2 separate regions of the Homo sapiens genome follow, and region 1 is linked to region 2. A link is a loop called in an ENCODE intact Hi-C map of the cell type or tissue named here. Cell type or tissue: IMR-90. All regions are shown on one strand.

Region 1 (8,000 bases), 110 kb before region 2:
CAGACTGCCTTTTGGCTCTCATCAAAGAACTCTAAGCCTGTTTTTAACTCAAAAAGACCTCCTATACCCTGATAATACCCTTGGTATCAGATTTTAAAAACATAGAGTTGTCAAGTGTCAACATTTTGTGGAGAGGAGTCAAATTAGCATTTCCTCCTGAGAATTTGCGCCAGCTTTTTCTGTTACTGACTCTGGCACTCAAAGAAAGCAAGGATGTTTGTTACTCCTTAGACCTAGATGAGAAAGAACTCAGCTCTGTTGCTTTGAGGGGAGGGTAATATTACTTGATGGCAAAAGTGAAAAAGATATGAAAACTCCCAACTTTGGCAGGATTTAATTTTTTTCTCCATCTGTGTTGTCTCATTCAGCATAATAAAACAAATCTTAGAAGGTTATTGTCTTTGTTAGGGCTGCTAGAACAAAATATCTTAGACGAGGTAATTTATGAGTAGGACAAATTTATTGCTCACAGTTCTTACCGGCTGGAAGGTCCAAGATCAAGGCACCTCCAGATTCAGTGTCTGGTGAGGCTTGCTCTCTACTTTAAAGATGGTGCCTTGTTGCCATGTTTGCCATGTCCTCATGTGACCTGAGAGGCAAACAAGTTCCCTCAGGCCTCTTTTTTACAAAGGAACTAATCCCATTCACTAGGATTGAGCTCTCATAACCTAATCAACTCCACAAATCCGCATCTCTTAATTTCTACCACATTGGGGATTAGGCTCCAATGTATGAATTTTGGGGAGACACAAACATTCTGAACATAGCAGTTGTAACAAAATTTAGTAAAACTGTATCAATTTTAGATTTACTGAAACATATTTTTATAGGATTTTGTGTTTTTGATTCAAACATTTATTAAGTACCTATTCTCTATAAGGCACTGTGGGAGGTTAAAAATACGACTTTTTCAACCACACTCCTCTGATAAGCTTTCTCTACACCTACCCCAAGACGATGTAAGATCATAATCTATATGCTTCAATGGTAGCCAACATTTACCTTGATCGTAAGTCATTCTGAGAGGTGACAGCATGCTGGCAGCGCTCGCAGCCCTCCCTCGCTCTCGGCGCCTACTCGGCCTAGGCGCCCACTCTGGCCGCGCTTGAGGAGCTCTTGAGCCCGCCGCTGCACTGTGGAAGCCCCTTTCTGGGCTGGCGGAGGCCAGAGCCGGCTCCCTCAGCTTGAGAGGAGGCGTGGAGGGAGAGGCGTGGGCGGGAACCCAGGCTGCGCGCGGCGCTTGTGGGCCAGCGCGAGTTCCGGGAGGGCGTGGGTTCGGCGGGCCCCGCACTCCGAGCGGCCGGCTGGCGCCGCCGGCCTCGGGCAGTGAGGGACTTAGTAACTGGGCCAGCAGCTGTGGAGGGTGCACCGGGTCCCCCAGCAGTGCCGGCCCGCCGCCAGTGCTGCACTCAAGTTCTGGCAGGGCCTCAGCTGCCTCCCTGTGGGGCAGGGCTTGGGCCTGAGACTCCCCCATTCCCCGGCCGCCATGGGCTCCTGCACGGCCTGAGCCTCCGGACGAGCTGCGCCCCCTGCTCCGCAGCGCCAGGTCCCATCAACCACCCAAGGGCCGAGGAGTGCAGGCGCACGGCAGGACTGGCGGGCAGCTCTGCCTGTGGCCCTGGTGCAGGATCCACTAGGTGAAGCCAGCTGGGCTCCTGAGTCTAGTGGGGACTTGGAGAATCTTCATGTCTCTCTAAGGGATTGTGAATACACCAATCAGCACGCTGTGTCTAGCTCAAGGTTTGTAAATGCACCAATTAGCACTCTATGTCTAGCTGATCTGGTGGGGACGTGGAGAACCTTTAGGTCTAGCTGAGGGATTGTGAATACACCAATCAGTACTCTGTATCTAGCTCAAGGTTTGTAAATGCACCAATCAGCACTCTGTATCTAGCTCAAGGTTTGTGGATGCAACAATTGGCAATCTGTAGCTAGCTAATCTAGTGGGGACTTGGAGAACTTTTGTGTCTAGCTCAGGGATTGTAAATGCACCAATCAGCAGCCTGTCAAAACGGACCAATCAGCTCTCTGTAAAATGGACCAATCAGCAGGATGTGGGTGGGGCCAGATAAGGCAATAAAAGCAGGCTGCTGAGCCAGCAGTGGCAACCTGCTGGGGTCTCCTTTTGCAGCGTTCTTTTGCTCTTTGCAATAAATTTTGCTGCTTGTCACTCTTTGGGTCCACATTGCCTTTATGAGCTTAACACTCACCGCGAAGGTCTGCATTTTCTCTTGAGGGCAGCGAAACCACGAACCCACTGGGAGGAATGGACAATTCCAGATGTGCTGCCTTAAGAGCTGTAACAGTCACTGCGAAAGTCTGCAGCTTCACGCCTGAAGCTAGCGAGACCACGAACCCAGCAGAAGGAAGAAACTCCGAACACATCTGAACATCAGAAGGAACAAACTCTGGACATGCTGCCTTTAAGAACTGTACTCACTGCGAGAATCAGTGGCTTCATTCTTGAGGTTAGTGAGACCAAGAACCCACCAATTCCTAACACAATTCAAAAAGTATTTACTGAAGGCCTTCTAAGTGTCAGACGGTGTGCTAAGATCTTGAGAGCCAACATCTTCCCTACTATAGCTGTGAGCAACCCAAAGACTGAGATTCAAATGAAAAATATTAATACATTAATTGAAATGGTACTGGCTAAGTTTCAGAACAAAAGGGGAAAGTGTAGACCCAGGGAGAGAGAGGCACTAGGAGTTCATGTGGCAGGATGTGGTGGGCAGTTTCTTTTTTCTTTTTTTTGAGACAGAGTCTTGCAAGCCTTGTCACCCAGGCTGGAGTGCAGTTGCACCATCTTGGCTCACTGCAACCTGCACCTCACGGGTTCAAGCAATTCTCTTGTCTCAGTCTGCAGAGCAGCTGGGATTATAGGTGTGCACCACCACGCCTGGCTAGTTTTTGTAGTTTCAGTGGAGTCGGGGTTTTGCCATTTTGGCCAGGCTGGTCTCAAAGTTCTGACCTCAGGTGATCCACCCACCTTGGCCTCCCAAAGTGCTGGGATTACAGTCATGAGCCGCCACACCTGGCCTCAATGTCTTCCGTCTTAAAATTAAACACCTGTCGGGGTTTTAGATCTTTGCATCTTGACTCAAGATTCCAAGTCCTTCAAGGGAGAATACAATTAGCCTAACTGGAGTCATAGGCCCAGCACTTGAATAGCGGCACCTGGACTAATAATCCCATGAAGCCAGCAAACATAGCAGTGGAGTGAAAATTCACTCAAGGGATTGAGAAAGTGTTTCCAAATCAAAGAGGAATAGATACAGACAGCTAAAACACAACAAATATACGTTGTACATGGCAACACTACACAAAAACCTTTTATATCTAAGTTCTGGAATTTAAAATGGAAACCTTTACATTTTCTCCTGCTTCCTGATTCCTCTTTTACCTCTGGCCTTCATTCAGGAGGAATGTGGAGATAAATGCCCACAAGTGCATCGCTGATATGTCCTACCAAACAAGGTAGATAGACTAGCAATCGGTAAGTCACAGAATTCGAAAACAAGTATTAACACTTTTGGTTCCGTAGTTATCTAAAGGCTATTTGCTTTTTATCTGGGCTGTATTTTGTATTTTTTCCAAGTATAAACTTATTTGTCCTCATAATTCAGAGAAGTGAATTCCCTCACCTTAGAGTCCTCATTTTTGTAGGTACTATGAAAGCCACATTACTTAACATTTTTGTCTCAATTTTTCCACCTACAAAACAGGAGCTAGATACAATCTTGTTCATGCTGCCATATTTAATGCTTGTCTAAGTATTTATGATATTCAGACATAGTCATCTTTGTTTTTCCTTCAGAAACTTCAGCTTTCAGTCAGGTTGGCCCAGGTAAAAAGATGAAGACAGGTCAAGTCTGATTCTGGGGCTTTCTGTTCACTGCTATGGTTGGTTTTTCGCTTGTTTCTTCATGCCGTTTTTTCACATTTCCATTTTCTCTCTTAGTGAGATAATTAATGTAAAAAGTGAACTAAATGGTGTTTGGGGATGGTAAGTCTTGAGCATGTAGACATTGTATCCTGAGTCTCACAGTTCTGCACAAGTTGCTCAAATCACACTGTAAACGTCATCACATTTTCCAGAGCCCAGGATGGCTGGTTGGCTTCCAGCTATGAGAAATGGCTTCCTGAACATGGGCTGGTGAATCTGATGCTTTCAAGATTTGTGTAGCCTGTGTCTTCTCAGCTCTGAGGATTTAGTCATTAAGTTCTCAGCAGGAAGGGGAATTCTAGGGCTGTTTACATCACGTAGTACAAACCACATTTGATTATGTGACACATCAAGAATTCATTTAAATCCATAGACAAATCAAGATTCCTCACAGAATTACACTCATTTTTTATGACTCATGGGAACGTTTTTCTTGTAAATTCAAATATGAGTGATTTTTAAAAATTCCTAAATGGGTCTCCTAATTTGTTCCTAAATTGTTCCTAGATATTTTGTAATTCCTTGTCTTTCTCTTTTGAGAAAAAATGAAAAACCCTTGCTCCTTTATCCTTAGAATACCCTTCAGGTCCTGTTTCTCACTTTCTCTTTTATTGCTTAAGCAACTGATTAGGTTTCTTTACCTAATATCAGGAGCTTCATATCTAGAAAAAAATATTTTTTCCAAGTGAGCTCTGGAAATGTTTGGAAAAGAAATAGAATTTCTTTAGATTGACATTTTAAAATATTTGTGATAGCTCATAACATATTATGAATGTGATAGAATCTCTAACTTAGCCTCATATAAATTTTTAAAAAATATTTGTTTAAATGCCCTGGCACCAACGTCTGTATTAAATTGCCTTTGAAAATAATGTAAAGTTCTACACATTTAGGAAGATCAAAACAAAGCCATCTTCATAATGATACATAGTGCTGAGCTAGGCTTGGGGTAATATTAATGGTTACTGAGAACCTACTATTTTTGTTTACTTATTTTTTTAGAGTATTTTTAGGTTCATAGCAAAATTAAGGGGAAGTACATAGATTTCCCATTCTCCATGCCCCTACATATGCATAGCTTGCCTTATTATCAACATTATTTACCAGAGTGGTACATTTGTTGCAATTGATGAACCTACGTTGACACATCATAATCACCCAAAGTCTGTAGTGTACATTACAGTTTGTTCTTGGTGTCGTACATTCTGTGGGTTTAGACAAATGTAAATATGAAGATACATATGCATAATTATAGCACCATATGGAGTATTTTCACTGCCCTTAAAATCATCTGTGCTCCATGTATTCATTTCTTCCTTCCTGCAATCCCTGGCAACCAGTGATCTTTTAGTCTTGCCTTTCCAGAAGATCGTGTTGGAATCATACAGCATATAGATTTTTCAGATTGGTATCTTTCACTTAATAATATACACTTAATATAATATATATATAATATACATTCCTCCATATCTTTGTAGCTCATTTCTTTTTAGCACTGAATAATATTCTAATGTCTGAGTGTACCACAGTTTATTAATTTGTTCATTCACTGAGGATATCTTGATTGTTTCCAAGTTTTGGCAACTATGACTAAAGCTGTTATAAACATTCATGTGCATTTTTGTGTGTATGTGTGTGTGGACATAACTTTCCAACTCTTTTGCATAAATGCCAAGAAATGCATTTGCTAAGTTGTGTGGTAAGAGTATATTCAGTTTTGTAGAAACTGCCAAACTCTCTTCAACAGTAGCTGTACCATTTTGCATCCCCACCAGCAATGAATGAAAGTTCCTGTTGCTTGGCATCCTGGACAACATTTTGTGTTACTGGTGTTCCAGACTTTGGACAGTCTAATATGTGTGTAATGCTATCTCATTATTGTTTAATTTGCATTTCTCTGATGACATATGAAGCAAAGCATCTTTTCACATGCTTATTTGCATTTGCATTCATGTTTTTTCTTGGTGAGGTGTCTGAGTCTTTGGCCCAGTTTTAAAGATTGTGTGTTTTCTTATTCTTGAGTTTCAAGAGTTTTTGTATATTTTAGATAACAGCCCTTTTCATATGTGTCTTTCGCAAATATTTTCTCCCAGTCTGTGGCTTCTCTTCCCATTCTCTTGAAATTGTCTTTCACAGAGGAGTTTTTAATTTTAATGAAGTCCAGCTTATCAATTATTTCTATCATGGATGGTGCTTTTGATGTTTTATCTAAAAAGTCACTGTTACGCCCAAGGTCATCTAGGTTATCTCTTATGTTATCTTCTAGGAGTTTTCTAGTTTTGTGGTTAACATTTAGGTATATGGTTCATATTGAGTTGATTTTTCTGAAGGGTGTAAGATTTCTGTTTAGATTCTTTTTTTTTTTTTTTTTCGCAGCTAGGTGTGCAGTTATTCCAGCATCATTTGTTGAAGAGTATCTTTTATCTATTACATTGCTCTTTTGACAAAGATCAGTTGACTGTATTTATGTGGGTCTGTTTCTGGGATCTCTATTCTGTTCTATTGATCTATTTGTATATTCTTTCACCAATATCACACTGTGTTGATTACTGTAGCTTTGTAGTAAGTTTTAAAGTCATGTGGTGTCAGTCTCTAACTTTGTTCTTTTTCTTCAATGTCATCTGGACTATTCTAGATTTTTTTCCTTCCCCCATAAACTTTAGAATCAATTTGTCAATATCTACAAAGTAACTTGGATTTTCATTGTAATTATTTTAAATCTATAGACCAAGTTGGGAAGAACTGACATCTTGATAATGTTGATACTTTCTATCCATGAATATGGAATATCTCTCCATTTATTTAGTTCTTCTTTGATAGCTTTCATTAGAATTTTGTGGGTTCACTCATATAAATCTTGTACATATATTGTAAGATTTATACTTAAGTACTTTCTGGGGTGTGCTAATGTAAATGTTATTGTGTTTTTAATTTCAAATTCCCCTTGTTCATTGCTGGTATATGGAAAATCTATTGACTTATTTATTCATTTTTTTTTGAGACAGGGTCTTGCTCTATGGTCCAGGCTGGAGTGCAGTGGTGTGGTGCAATCTCAGCCCACTGCAACCTCTGCATCTTGGACTCAGGTGATCCTCCCACCTCAGCCTCTCGAGTAGCTGGAACTACAAGCATGCATCACCACGCCTGGCAATTTTTTCCATTTTTTTAGTAAAGACAGGTTTTCTCCATGTTGACCAGACTGGTCTCAAACTCCTGGGCTCAAGCAATCTGCTCAGCTTGGACTCCCAAAATGCTGGGATTACAGGCGTGAGCCACTGTACCTGGCCACTATTGACTTTTTTATATTAACTTTGTATCCTGGAGCCTTGCTAAAATTGCTTAGTAGTTCCAGGAGTATTTTTTGTTTGTTTTAAATCAATTCTTTGAGAGAATCATATCATCTTTACATAAAGAGTTACACTTCTTCCTTCTTAACCTGTATACATATTATTTCCTTTCCTTTTTCTGTCTTGTTGTATTAGCTAAACTTCCAGTACAATGTTGATAAAATGTGATGAGAAGAGACATCCTTGCCTTGTTCTTGAAATTACTGGGAAAGTTTTATGTTTCTCACCATTAAGTATCATGCTAACTATAGGTTAGCTGTAGGGTTTTTGTATATATTCTCTCTCAAGTTGATGAAGTTCCCCTCCATTTCTAGTTTACTAAGCCTTTTTATTATGAATGAATGTTAGAGTTTGTCAAATGCGTTTTTTGCATCTATTGATATGATAATGTGGTTTTTATTTATTAGCTTGTTGATGTGATGGAATACAAAAATTGATTTTCAAATGTTGAACCAAACTTGTATATCAAGGATAAATACCACTTGGTCATGGTGTATGATTTTATATACATTGTTTGATATGATTTACTGAGGATTTTTACAGCTATTTTCATAAAATGTATTGATCTGTAGTTTTTATTTCTTCTAATGTCTTTGTCCAGTTTGGGTATTAGAGTAATATTGGCCTCATAAAATGAGTTAGGAAATATTCCCTCTGCTTCTCTACTGTGAAAGAAATTGTAGAGAATTGCTAACATTTCTTTCTAA
Region 2 (8,000 bases):
GAAATTGACTGTTTTTCTGATACCAGCAACAAACACATAGTTAAAATCTAAAAACAGTACTTTTATAAGAGCATAAAAACATTAATGCTTAGAAATGAATTTCACAAATGATGTGTAAGATCTATATACAGAAAAATATAATCATCACTGAAATAAACTACCACAGATCTAAATAAATGAGGGAAGGAGAGCTAAATAAATGAGATCTAATCAGTGTTAATGAATTGGAAGATTCAGTATTGTAAAGAGATAAAATTTCTCCCCATAGTGATTTAGAGATTTGATGCAATCCCAATAAAAATTCCAATAGGGTGTGTGTGTGTGTGTTTGTGTGTAAATTGACAAACTGATTTTAAAACAAATAGAAATGCAGAGAACCAAGACATATTTGAAGAAGAAAAAAGAGTCAGCATAGAACACTACTTTCCTGGATCTCAGATAATTAGGCTTCTATTTCTCAGACTCACTTTGAAAATGGCTTTAAGATTTTTATTTTGGCTGGGCGTGGTGGCTCACACCTGTAATCCCAGCACTTTGGGAGGCTGAGGCGGGTGGATCACCTGAGGTCGGGAGTTAGAGACCAAGCCTTACCAACATGGTGAAACCCCATCTCTACTAAAAACACAAAAAAATTAGCCAGGCATGGTGGTGGCCACCTGTAATCCCAGCTACTCTAGAGGCTGATGCAGGAGAATCGCTTGAACCTGGGAGGCGGAGGTTGCAGTGAGCTGAAATCACACCACTGTCACTCCAGCCTGGCCAACAAGATCAAAATTCCATCTAAAAAAAAAATAAGATTTTTATTTTAACTGTTTGAAATAGTTATAAATGTCCCTGAATAGGCAAACTCAGCCTTTGCTACAAGGAAAGATGAGATCACGAATTTGTCAATGAATCTGTACCAATAGCTGCTGCAATATTGCTTATTGGGAGATGTCCTTCCCCTTAGTGGTGGATGTATGTGTGCCCAGTGGATTGGTAATGTCTGAGAAGTAGCAAAAGTCCCACAGGAGAGTGTACCATTTAAGGATTTGTAGTTGTACCATTAGTTGTCACGTGTGTTTGAATCCCCGACTTTCACACTCACAGTTGATTTTAAGCATTTGTTCCAGAAAGTGTATCTCTGTTGCTGACTGATTCCCAGTATACTTGGCTGACTATGCAATGTTGTTACTTCCTAATTTTTTCTGCTTGTTTTGTCAAGCTGCTTCAGATTTGCTGTGAAATGTTTTCTGACACTCCTTCCTTGTTTTTGGTACAGGATACTCAGAATCCGTTGTGAAATCTAAAATGTTTGGTATCTGTAGTCTTGAGGAAGCTTATGGCAGAGATTAAACTGGCATATAACTGCAATACTTTCAAATGTAAATTTTGAATTAGCTTCTAATTATATAATGAGACATTTTGCTTTCTTTTCTTGAACTTACTTTTTTTTCAGCTTTATATTTTAATTTTTCTTCCTTACTGAAAGCAAATTAGTGATGTGGTGATGTTGTCCAGAAAGGAAACTCCCCATAGAACATGTTCTCCACTGACATCCAATACGGCACGTGAAACCACAGAAGCCAGGGACATTGTTAACAATATGTGCGAGAAGTCTGGCTTTAAAAAGTTGACAAAGTCATCCACTCTCACTATGGTTTCATGTAGCAGAATAAATCAAGAGCCAAGATGATTTGGGTTTCTATTTTCAGTGTATAATTCTGATCCTTGAGATGATTAAAACATTTATATAAAACAAACATCCAGACATTAAGTCAATGCAACTTTGCTGTGGTTGCAGTTGTTGTTGTTGTTGTGTCGTTAATGCTGGGAGAGAAAAGTTGCACATTAACATTTTCAGAAATCTAATTCTGTGCAAACAACTATGTAACAACATCGAATGACATCTTCCAATATCGTATTTGTATCATTGTGTTATCTCAAGATGTAGCATGATATAAACTCCCCGGGGTTTACCCCTAATGGTGATTTCTAGACACCCATTGGTATGGTGTTTCACCAGCCAACTTGCAGGAGATACAAGAGGGCATCTGAAAGAAAAGCAATTTCTGGATCAGAGTTAGAGAGGGTGTGGCAATTTTGTATTCTAGGGAGTAGCTGTCTAGTTTTTTTCTGGAGTGGAGTGGGTGGGAGGTGGGGAAGAAAGGATGAAGCCAGTTAGTGAAAAGGACTGCCAGCCATATAATAAAAAGTAACTTTAAAGAAGTTGTCTGCTTTTCTGTGCTAAAATTCATCAACTAGGCATTGATTCGGGAGATACAAAGGTGGGTCCTTTACCATTTGGGGTCCCTGAGAAGAGCTGACATTATGCAAAAAAAAAAAAAACAGAACATGGGAGTCTGAGCAGAACATAAGACCTTGTGCATCTTGAACAGAGCACCTCAGCACTCAGGAATGAGCTCAATAACCAGGGCAGAAACAGTCAAGACATTTGCTCCCGCACACATGTGTAGTGTGTGGTGCATAGCAGAAAAAGTCAAACGAGCAAATTATTGTTTGTTTCTGCTCTTCTGTTCCTATTTTTACTCCCAGACCAATATGACCTGGGGAATGCAGATTGCACAAAAATTGAAATATTCTCTTGGGAAAAAGCAAACACACTTTTCAACTTTTCCTTGGCCCATATTTTTGGTAATTTTTCATCTGCTTAGATAATGTTTCTTATATCAGAAACATCTCTGTGCTTCTCTGCTCCCTGTTTATTCATATCAGTCAGGCATAGTTGTCATGTAACACTTAATTCTAAGTCACATCCTCTATTACAATGTTGATAGTTTCAATTCATTCCTTCTTCTGTGAACACCAATTTTTGTTTCTTCTCCCTGTTAATTCCATGCCTCTGCCAAGTTATCAGATTTAAGGATTTTGGAGTCATCCAGGACTCCTTCTTTTGCTTCACTCTTTGCATCCCACACATTCCACCTGTCCTTGGCTCTCTTGCTTAGATATAGTCCACTCTCATGTTCTCACCGCCACCTGGATACAATTATGCTGTAGAATGCCAATGCACATTCCTTCCTGCAGGCACTCAACCTTCTAGCCTATCCTCTGGTAGCCACCAGAATTATGTTTGCAGAGTGCAAATCAGATTATGTCATTATTTAACTTAAAATCATCTACGGGTCTACAAAGAATATAGCTAGATTTCTGAAACTGGGGGTGGGAACAATAAAGAGAGGCATGGATGGCCTTCACGGACCTCTGTGAATCCTCTGGCATTATACTAAACAGGTTGTCTTATGAGCATTAACTATGTTTTTTTCATGAGAAGAGTGTCATAGATTTCAATACATTCTCAAAAGAGTCTATGCTGTGACATGTCCTCTCTTCCTCCTCCCAAAATAAAAGCCACTAAAACTCATCTGCGTGGTGGGCAAGATCCTTCCCAATCCAGTTAACTACAGTAGAATAGTGTAATGAAAGATGTGGTGGCATGGGAGGCTGAGGCCATTGTAAAATTGTGGAGTCAGGCAGTGCTGGGTGTCAGTTCTGCTTTGATCACCTGGTGTTGGAAATGCATTTTCTCTGAGCTTTATTTGGCCAATCCAGTAAATGGGATAATGTTTTTATTCTCACAGGACTATTTTGGGTATTAAATTTAATAACAGTGTAAAGTGACTGGGAAATAATAAGTACTCAGCTAATTATTGCAAATAATTCTTCACTACTATTAAGTCCTTGGACATTAAAAGATACGATTTGTGAAAACAGTACCGTCATAGTACCATCATCCTCTTTAGTGATACATCCCTCCGTTATCAGTTGGATTATCTCTGTTTCAAGTTACAGAAAGCCCCAAGTTACAAAAAGGAATATATTAGCTTATGTAGCTCAAAAAGTTTAGAAGTAGAGTGGGCTTTAGGTGCTATTTGTACTGGACTACTTATTTTTTATTATACTCTCAGTTCTGTCATTCTCTGTGTGTCAGCCTCCCCTTCAGACTAGTTTTCCTTATGGTGACAAAATGATTGCAGACTTCACAACCATACATCACAACATCCAGAACAAGAAGGGACATTTGTGTCCTGGAATTCCCAACCAAACTCTGGGATCCCTTCTGGTTTTGGACTGGCTCAGGCCACTTCCCTATCACTAAACCAGTCCTTGCAGGTAAGGTTACATCATCAGTCTTAAGTGTCTCCTAAACCACTTGTACCCCAAAGAAAATTCAGGGCCATGTAAATATTTAACAACCAGGAAGACATGAGCAACATCAATGTGAACATATACCAGCCCAATTAGAATGGACCCTGACTGTAAACAATGAGCATTCCTAAACTGGTGCTGCTAGCTGAGCCTCAGTCCTGCTATGAGGGGAAGGATGAATTTAACAATGGTTGGCTGAGGAGGCAGTTCTCAGGGATCCACTGATCACACCTACTCAAGAATGAGCTAATCCTCATCATCATTCAGATCATCCTCTGCAGCTAGAAAATCAGAATTCAGCTTGTGCTATGTGCTAATGAGCTTCACCTTGAAAACAAGGTATGTAGAAAGAGACGAAAAGGCAACTATCAGATTTCCCATTCTCTAAGAAGGAAGAAATCATCAGAGAGAAAAATACACACTATAGTTTTTGACTCTAAAAACGTTTCTTACAAAATTCTACTTTAAAACTTTGGGTTAGTAATTTTTACTACTCATACAGCAGAAACACTTAGAAAATGCATTATTTGATCTTAAATTATTTCAACTCATTTTCAAAAGTTTGGCAATTTTTATCTAAAATGATCTTTCTGAATCTTTTGTTTTAATAACAGGAAGAGCAATTAACAAACACCATTTGTCATTCTTTAGTTTTATTTCATATAAAATTATTCACAAACCACTTTTCAAATCCAATTCTGGAATTCAAACTGTATAATAAAACAAAGCTTCATGTTATGCTATCTTGGAAACATAACTGGGTGACTTTGTTTCTTCTTTGCCTCTCAGTTCTATTTTCCTCAGCCATGAGTCTGGAAGCTCTCCAGACACCAACAGGGTGGGGGAGTTGTAACACGGGGTTGGCATGTGAACCTCACCACAAATTATTCAGGGATACGTCAAAGTAATAATGTGAGTGTGCTGGAATATGGGAGTGAGGGGGAAGAGTGGCAGCTGTTCCTTAAACCTATGTAGCTGGTTTTTTTTTTTTTTTTATCAAATTTAAAAGAGAATGTACATCCTGATTAGTTGCTTTGGAATCCCTGAATAAATTTGAAATTGGGAAAGGGCATTAACTTATTCCAGTGGTGTGGAGTAAATCTGTTACTATTGTACTTGTATCCAAAGATACAGTTACCCAGGAAGAGTTAGATAAGAAGAATAGCCTATTTTAGAATATCACACTAAGGGCACAAATCATTGTCTCATTTCATTCATTCATTCATTCTTTTCATTCAAGAAATTTTTATTGAGTATGTTAGGTGTCAGGCAGTGTTCTAAATCTTGATGATATAGAATGCACATAGCATATAACCAAATATACAAAGTACTTGCCCTCTTGAAGCCTGTATTCTAGTGCACGGTAGGAAAGAAACACGATTTAAAAATCTCAAACAAATACAAAATATATCAGGCTGTAATAAGTGAGATGAAGAAACACCAGCAGAGTTAAAGAACACAAAGAGTGATGGAGGGTGGACTGATATTTGTAGAACCTCAGGGAGACCTGGAGTTTGAGTACAGAATAGGAGAAGAAGCCCTGAGGAGTATCTGGGCTAGAGTGTCCAGGCCACAAGGACAGAGGGGATTCTCATTCTTCACAGAGAAACCTCCCCACAACCCTGTGACAGGTATAGATGGGTCATTTAATCTCCAGGAGAGAGGTGAGGAAACTGAATCTCAGAGAACTGTGCAATCGTGCTTTTTGTCTCCTAGTCCTTTGTCTGGAAAGCACACGTGCTAGACAAGTGCTTTTTAAGCATTTCAAACTTTCTTTTTAATTGAGATGCTTTTTTCAAATTAAATTTTATGCAGAATCTCAGTTTGTGAAATAATAAAAATGGAATTGCTCTGGAGGAAGTAGACAGAAAGAGGCTTTTGTGGGCTTAGCCCATGCCTCCACCCCAGATCTTGTCCACTCCTGGGTCTTGCCCTGAAGAATTTGTGTATATCTCAAAGCTTCCAAACCTCCCATGCATGCTTTGCACTACTCACTACTCCATACGTATCTCCCATGGTCGGTGGAAAGAAGGAATTAGGAGAGTTGGTAGTAAAGTAGGTAGAAGGAAAACCAAAGAAGCAAGGAAGATTATGACAAGATAAATCATCTCCACATGCTCATAGACTTGAGAAACAGCTTTTTATTTCTTTCAAGATCCAATTAAATGTTTCCTCATTTTTGAAGAGAGGGAGCCTTACATATATTGTTCCACAACAAATTGGCCCCAAAACATAGTGATTTGAGACCATAAATATTTATTATCAGACAGTTTTCATGGAGCAGCAATCTGAGTACAGCTTAGCTGGATCTTCTGGCTCAGGGCCTCCAATGAGGATGCAATCAAGGTTTCATTCATGTCATTTGGGATTGCAGTCAGCTCAGGGCTCAGCTAAGGGAGGATCAGCTTCCCATCTCACTCGTGGTTGTTGCTAAGATTTGATTTCTTATGGGTTGTTGGACTGAGGGCCTTAGTGTCTTGCTGGATATTGGCTAGGGACTCTCTCAGTTCCTTATCACAGAGGTGTCTCCATAGGGCAGCTGACAGTGTAGCAGCTGGCTCCCCTCAAAACAAGAAAGCAGAGAAAGACTCAAGCCCAGCCCGCATTCAAAAAGAGATATGAGTACCACTCACAAGGTTGTGAGGACCATGAGACAGGGATATTGGGGGACATTTTAGAGATTGCCTATGACAGGGAGGAAAACACAAAAGTAGGAGTTACATAAATTTACTTAATCCTCAACATGCTTAATCTTTGCAATATGCCTTTGGTCTTTTTGTACATTTTTCTTCCTTTCCTCATAATAAAGGTTTCTGTTCAAACTTTCCTTGCTTATATGATTATTTGTAATTCTAAGTAAATACAAATAGAAATACCAACTATAGGTATTATTGAAATCCTTCACACCTCTTCTGACATCCCACGTAAAGCCTCAGTAAATTTACATCAGTAGTACTCACATGCTAGTTTTGTGGCCAACAACCCATAAGAAATCAAGAAGAAAAAAATGTGCTTTCCCATTTCTGTGTTTAATAATCTACATCAATTTGTCCTTCTGGCATTACCTATAAAATGATGAGGTTGATATGCTGAAGGAGTTTGTCCACTTGTCTGCATCTTCACTAAGCTGTAATCTCCTTGAGGGTCACTCTTGTACCCACAGTGTCTGTCACATACAAGCGCTCTGCAAGTGTAAGTCAAATGAGCGATGCAGCAGTGGCTCCCAGAAACCAGAGAAAATTCTGCCACCATAGCCCCATTTTAACAATTTTTAGAAAACTTATTAGCATCTTTATGTGATAACATACTTCAAGGAAGCATTTGAGGATTTATATACTTGCTAACATTCCCCCCAAATTCTGGACGTCAGATATCAGTTCCTTTAGTTGGTCCAAAAGTACAGCTTAAGAGCTCAGTGAATAGAGTCCAGGAGTTACTCTAATAAATAACATGTCTTCTGTGCCTAGGTACTGGGAATAAAATGTGAAGACGTCAGGAAGACAGAGTAGAGGACCTGCCATCCAGAAATGCAATAGAAGCATTTCTAAATGGTTTTCCTTAGTTTACTACCTATGTTATGAGGATTGTGTGGCTTTGGCTGGAGTCAGAAGATTATGATTGACGTCAACAGCAGAGCTTTTGAAATGCTAGAAGCAGGCAGGAGAAGAATCTGCAGGGAGGGAGCATTAAGGAACTGAAAGAGGTTCTGAAGCAAATGTGTCACTCTAATCCACTTAATTTTCTTCTCTTTCCCGTCTCTCCTAGAGAGGGGTAGGTGAGGGGACTGTACCTGGTAGACTTCAAAGTCTTGGATTCTGTTTATTATTCGGCCATGCTATCAGCCTCTTTCT

Evidence for each region. A loop is a pair of places that touch in the nucleus more often than their neighbours do. Peaks named below come from ENCODE experiments on the same cell type or tissue, not always from the same donor. Only the 100,000 strongest peaks of a DNase experiment are listed, where the experiment ranks them.
Region 1: it touches region 2 in a loop (2.2-fold over the local background); 1 of 110 quality-filtered maps calls a loop at or near these places.

Annotation. Positions count from the first base shown.
Region 1 is chr3:154,882,825-154,890,824 of GRCh38, reverse strand. LOC105374170 (a long non-coding RNA gene) reads left to right here and starts at 3,411. Exons shown (of 3, transcript XR_924602.1): 1 at 3,411-3,496. RefSeq lists an enhancer at 1,683-2,882. In IMR-90, no CTCF peak of the experiment used is centred here; DNase peaks (open chromatin) are centred at 4,184 and 5,604; H3K27ac peaks cover 2,648 bases.
Region 2 is chr3:154,776,808-154,784,807 of GRCh38, reverse strand. No RefSeq gene overlaps it. Among named protein-coding and RNA genes, the nearest start is that of MME, 300 kb to the left of the region's middle. In IMR-90, no CTCF peak of the experiment used is centred here; a DNase peak (open chromatin) is centred at 4,987; H3K27ac peaks cover 260 bases.